Linked DNA regions of Mus musculus: region 1 is linked to region 2. Evidence: chromatin loops called from intact Hi-C (ENCODE). Cell type or tissue: heart. All regions are shown on one strand. Each heading gives the region's core, and the rest is flanking DNA. Links, peaks and the distances in the headings are about the cores only.

Region 1 (2,919 bases), core at 306-2,805, 55 kb before region 2:
CAAGATTTTGCTGACACAATGAGGCTATGCCAGTGTCTGGCAAACACAGAAGTGGATACATTCATCTATAGGATAGAACACAGGGCCCCCAATGGAGGAGCTAGAGAAAGTACCCAAGGAGCTGAAGGGGTCTCCAACCCTATAGGTGGAACAATAATATGAACTAACCAGTACTCCCAGAGCTCGTGTCTCTAGCTGCATATGTAGCAGAGGATGGCCTAGTCGGCTCTCAGTGGAAAGAGAGGCCCATTGGACGTGCAAACTTTTATTTCCCCAGTACAGGGGAAATCCAGGGCCAAAATGTGGGAGTGAGTGGGTAGGAGAGCAGGGCAGGGGGAGGGTATGGGTGACTTTCAGGATAGCATTTGAAATGCAAATGAAGAAAATATCTAATAAAAAATTGGAAAAAAAAAAGAATGAAAAGTCTTACCTCTTAGAGTGCCCTAGTAATGATTCAGAGGTAAACTCTTTAATCCAGGTATAGGATAGTTGGGAATTTTTATACTAATAAACAAAAGAATAATTCTTTGTCTTTAAAACAAGCCAGTAATTATGGCTATCAGCAAGAGGCTAGGACCGTCCTACTCACTTCATGTGTGCGTATGTTGGGTAAGTGTGCACAGGCATGGAGGTCACTGGCTGTACTGCTCTACGAGAACAGACCTAGTCCTTTGAAATAGGGTCTATCATTGAGCCCAGAGCTAGGCTGGTGTCCAGGAATCCTCAAAGATTCTCCTGTTCCCTACCTCTACCCCACCCCTAGCCACTGGAGTCATACATACACGCAACATTTTTTACATGGGTGTCCTAACAACTCAGGTCCTCATGCTTGTGCCTCTTACCCTCTGAGCCTTCCTCCCCACCCCTTCAATTTATGTTTTCATGTGTATATAAAATGATCAACCAAAGCAGCAATCGACGAAAAGAGTATAATTAAGCCATAATTTCCGACAAATATTTTTTAAAAAACCCTGATATTAAAAAAAAAGAATGGCAAACATACCGTGTTTCAGTTTGGACAGCATTGATTTTTCAGCATCTACTGATGCACTCTTGCCAACTAATAGGCGTTTGGCTAAATCTTTCTTATAGAAGGCCTCAAAAACATCTTTACCTGTATTAAATAAAAAAGATAACACTCATGATATGCCAAGTAAAGCTGTAAGAAAATGGCTTTAAAAAGTTTATTACAACACGACAAGTTATTTAATTTTATACATTTTATCCAAGTTTATTAAACCCAAGAACACTGGAGGTCCATGTCTGTGCCAGACATTTCAAAAGTTCTTTTACTATAAAACAAATTAAGACTGTATTAACTATTTTTCAGGGGAAAAAACCTAATACATTGGTTCTATTAGCACCAAAACTCAAAGAGATTAAACAAGCAGTAAAATCCCAGGTTCTTAATAGTGGAAAGGTCAAAATACAAGGCAATTTAGTTGCATTCCTCAACTGTTCTTAATGATCTAAAATATGCAATAAATAAAATAGACCCTGTAGTTCTCAAAGTCTCTCTGGGTTATATAAAAGTTTTTAGTTCCTAAAGGAGTGCTTTCTTTGTTTTGTTTTCTGTTTGTTTTGAGACAGGGCCTTGCTATATTGCCCTGGCTGGGCTCATACTATGTGACCTACACAGCAATATTGCCTCAGCCTCCTGAATTCTGGATTACAGGTCTCTATCACTATGCCTGGCTCCCTAAGTGCTTTATTTTAAAAGAAAAATGTGAAAGCAGTAATCAACACTTACCATAGATAAATCTAAATATAATCATTATTTTATCCAACATTTTCTCAAGCTCTTCATCTGTAGCTTCTTTGTTGCCTGCACGAAGTTTTGAATCCACATACTTAGCTAAAATGGAGAAAAACTATAGTTTAGTGACCACGGGTGTCTGAAAGGTACTGACTACTACACATACCCCAATAGGACTATAAAATACTAACTCTTTCAGTATTTGTGCTATATGTACATGCATTTTATGGCCTCCAACGAAAGGAAGATCAAGTCACCGTGTCACTGTCACAGGGCTAACAAATACTACAAGTAAATGCACCGAATTGGAATCCAGACTGAGTATACTTTCCAGTATGATATGGAAGGACTATATATAGAGCACCGTAGTAGAGTTTCTGCCTACCATGTGCAGGTCTCTGGGTTCAAACCCTCACTTTCAGAGTTAAAAAAAAAAGAGAGAAAAAGAAAAAACTTAAAATGAGATAGAGACAGCGCATAGTGGGGGCTCCAAGTAGCCCTGTGTAAACAAAGTCACCAGAAAACACAGGTACTCTCTAAAGTTTCTATTTTACACAAATGGTCAGTGTTCTTAAACATTACTTTTGTATTTGACTAAATCAGAAACATCGAAGGCACAATTTATAAAATGTTTAAATTTAAATATAATTAGACTTTAACCAAATCCAACTCCATCCTTTCAGATGACCTAGTTTTCTAGGGCACATATACTAGCATCATGAGTGCATGTGTGAGAACCTTGCTTGAGAAACACTGCAACACACCTGTATACTCAGTGAGCCTGTCTCATTAGATTTATTTTCATCGTAGACTTTTTATTCATTTGCATTGGAATTTCATGCTGCCCTTTCCCTGTAGCTGTAACTGGAAACTTTCAGACAACAGCACGCTGTCCCATGTCTAAATCACAACAAGCTTGGAAAGCACAGAGTCAAGCTTCCTCACTACAAGTAAATGGGGCCCAATGTTCTACCTCACATAGAGTTTATATCATGCTTGATATAAAGACTATGAGACGCTGTTCAGCTTGACAGACTCTTTCTCACATCCAGATCCTTAGTGTCTCTTCTCAGACTTAGTATTACTGGCTAAACAACATCAAACAAACCAGGAATGGGTACAATATGATATTACCTCAGAGTTTATCAATAAAAGAACATTAC
Region 2 (2,919 bases), core at 221-2,720:
TCTGGAATATTTTAAAGGTTCATATCCCCATTGAGGACTAGAATATTTGCCCCTAGAGAGACTGTGGTATTTGTCTTATAGATCTAGTATTTCTGTGTCTCACATATTGAGTAGTCTTTAATCCCTTTGCCATCATGATTTCGTTTTTTACCTTTCTGATTGAAAACCCTCAAGAAGCATAATTTTGTTTTCTTAAAAAAAAATTTAGGGCTGGAGAGATGTCTCAGTGGTTAAGAGCACTGACTGCTCTTCTGAAGGTCCTGAGTTCAAATCCCAGCAACCACATGGTGGCTCACAACCATCTGTAATGGAATCGATGTCCTCTTCTGGTGTGTCTGAAGACAGCGACAGTGTACTTACACATAATAATAAATAAATCTTTGGGCCGGAGTGAGCAGGGCCTGGGTGAGCAGAGGTTTGAGTTCAATTCTCAGCAACCACATGATGGCTCACAACCATCTGTACAGCTAGAGTGAACTCATATACATAAAATACATAAATAAATCTTTAAGAAAAATGTTTTAGAAAGTATTCAAAGCTTAATGTGGTGGCACATGCTTTTAATCCCAGTACGAGTGAGGCAGAAGCAGGCAGGCGTCTGAATTTGAGGCCAGTCTGATCACCATAAGGAGTTCCAGGTCAGCTAGCATATATAGTGAAACTCTGTCTCAGAGAAAAACAAACAAAACAAAACAAACAACAACCCCCTACCATACAACCAAAATGTATTTCTTTATCTTTTCATTTCACTTGTGACTACTATTACTGGAGCAGCAGTCTTTTTATTCTTTAAGGGAATTACCTTATTTTCCTTTTTTCATTTGTTTTCTTTTAGAGATAGGGTCTCAAGTCTTCTCCAACCCTTCAAGGTTTGTGATTAGGGCATGAGTTATCATGCCTGGGAGGAAATTACATTTTTGTTTGTGTTCAAGAAATCAATTTTATTTGTTTTGCTTCTTTTTCAAGACAGGCTCTCTGTGTAGTTCTAGTTGTTCCGGAACTAGTTCTGTAGACCAGGCTGGCTTTGAACTCAGAGATCATCAGCCTGTCCTGCCCCCACCCCCACCCCAACTCCCATCCCTGTACTGGTTGGTATTAAAAGCTTGTGCCAAGATGTCCTGTTACATTCCTGATTTATAGTTCAGTTTTTAACTATCAGAGTGAAGCAGGGGACAGCAACCTGATGACTTATTTGATAATTCTATGACAGCACTTCACTGTCCAATGATTATAGCTACCAGATTAAAAAAAAGGTTGTTCAATTAAATTCAGAAAAACAAGTAGTTCTTAGCATAAGCAAGGTCAAAACGTAGATGAAGTATACTTGCACCAAAAGGTGTTCACCTTATTTGAAATTCAAATTTGACTAGGTATCTTGTAATTTTATTTGCTGAACCTGACAACTTTGACATTAATTTAACATGAAGCTATGAGGCTCGCCTAGGCTCAAGCAGCTTGATAGGCATCAATTCACTCTGTTGCTTCAGATAGGAAGCAAAACCTATTATCCTTACAAACTATTTAGCATAGTGGTAGGTGGCAACAAAGACCTAAGAATCTTGACCCTTTGAGGAACCCGTAACTGACTGCCACAATTTCTGCTTTGATTGATTCCCTCCCCCACTCTATTCTTCCAGCAACCAGAAAGAATTGCTTGATCACTTCTTCCTTCTGAAGTCCCGCCCTTTCGGCTACCCCCAATGGAGACTAAGCTGTTACTGAAAAGGAGCCGACAAAAGCGTCAACGTGGAGTCGAGAGGAGCGGAAGTAGTCAGATTTCGCTAAGGGCCGTAAAGCGGATAGTGTTTTCGCCTTCCGGATTAACGACAGCAGCTCCGACTGTCAGTGCAGGCCTTCCTCGTGCTGGACCCTTCCTAATTCAATTTCCTTCCCATTCCGGGCCCTTCCCTATCGTCGCCCCTTTCACCTTGGATCATGTTCAAGAAGTAAGGACACGCTGTGGCCTCCATTGGCTGCTTAGAAAGGCGGTGGGGGTGGGGGTGGGGAAGAGGGAGAGAGCAAAGGTCCTCTTTCTCTCTCCCCCGCCCCTGCCATCCTGACTTCCTAAGGTTTTGTAAAGTATAGTACTATGCTCACTTCGGACTTGGACCACTTCTTTAAGCTTTCCATCCTTAATCTTCAGTCGGGGCTTGGCTCTCCCGCTCCCATTTCCTTTTTCCTTAGCCCTGTTCTGCCTTTCCAGCAGTGCTATCTCCATTCCTAGTATTCTACCAATCACATCCTTGCACTGTGATTTAGGGGCACATCCTCAGCTGAGAGGAGAGCCCTGCACTCTGCTATATGTTTATTAGTTATGAACTGAAAAAAGGAAGGCTTGACTTCCTGGGTCATGGCAGTGAGGGAGTCTGGGTGACAGGAAGCAAGCGGCTGGCCTGTCAAGCCTATTGCTAAGCTGCTAGATTAACCTTGTCTTGAGAACAACGTGGTAGCCCTATGTGCTAGTCTGTGTAAGGAAGACCAATTTCCTTGGAAACCTATCCAGTGGGTTTATCTTCCAGATCTGATAGACGCAAAAGGAAAAAAGGGGAACATGGGCAAAGGAAGGTGGGTTTTGTGCATGAAAATTTGAGCAAATCTGGACAGGGATTTTAAAATTATCTCACTATTTCTTTAAAAAAAAAAAAAACAAAAAACAACAGACTACATAGCCTGCTGGGGCTCTCATTCTTTTGTTATGCTTCGGTTAGTCTTTTGTATTTTAATGTGTGAGGTTTCTTTTAGATTAAAAAATAGATTTTTATTAAATAGATGGGAGTCTTTTTTTCCTTTGAGCAGAAATTTTCAGTAAAAGGCATTTTTGTTAGCTGACAACAGATTCTAGCATAACAATTTCTTTGCCCCCAATAATTGCAGTATGTATGAGAGTTTATTCTAATACTGTCTTTAACACGTTGGTTT

The links. A loop is a pair of places that touch in the nucleus more often than their neighbours do. Peaks named below come from ENCODE experiments on the same cell type or tissue, not always from the same donor. Only the 100,000 strongest peaks of a DNase experiment are listed, where the experiment ranks them.
Region 1: a loop joins it to region 2, with 2.5 times the contacts of the local background. A loop is called at or near these places in 4 of 42 quality-filtered maps.

The regions. Positions count from the first base shown.
Region 1 is chrX:38,543,746-38,546,664 of GRCm38, forward strand. Cul4b (cullin 4B) reads right to left here. Exons shown (of 23, transcript NM_028288.5): 15 at 1,751-1,855; 16 at 1,004-1,114. Among named protein-coding and RNA genes, the nearest start is that of Cul4b, 31 kb to the right of the region's middle. In heart, for the core only: no CTCF peak of the experiment used is centred there; no DNase peak of the experiment used is centred there.
Region 2 is chrX:38,598,833-38,601,751 of GRCm38, forward strand. Mcts1 (malignant T cell amplified sequence 1) reads left to right here and starts at 1,639. Exons shown (of 6, transcript NM_026902.4): 1 at 1,639-1,946. The coding sequence starts at 1,936. In heart, for the core only: no CTCF peak of the experiment used is centred there; DNase peaks (open chromatin) are centred at 1,759 and 2,329; H3K4me3 peaks cover 1,337 bases; H3K27ac peaks cover 1,236 bases.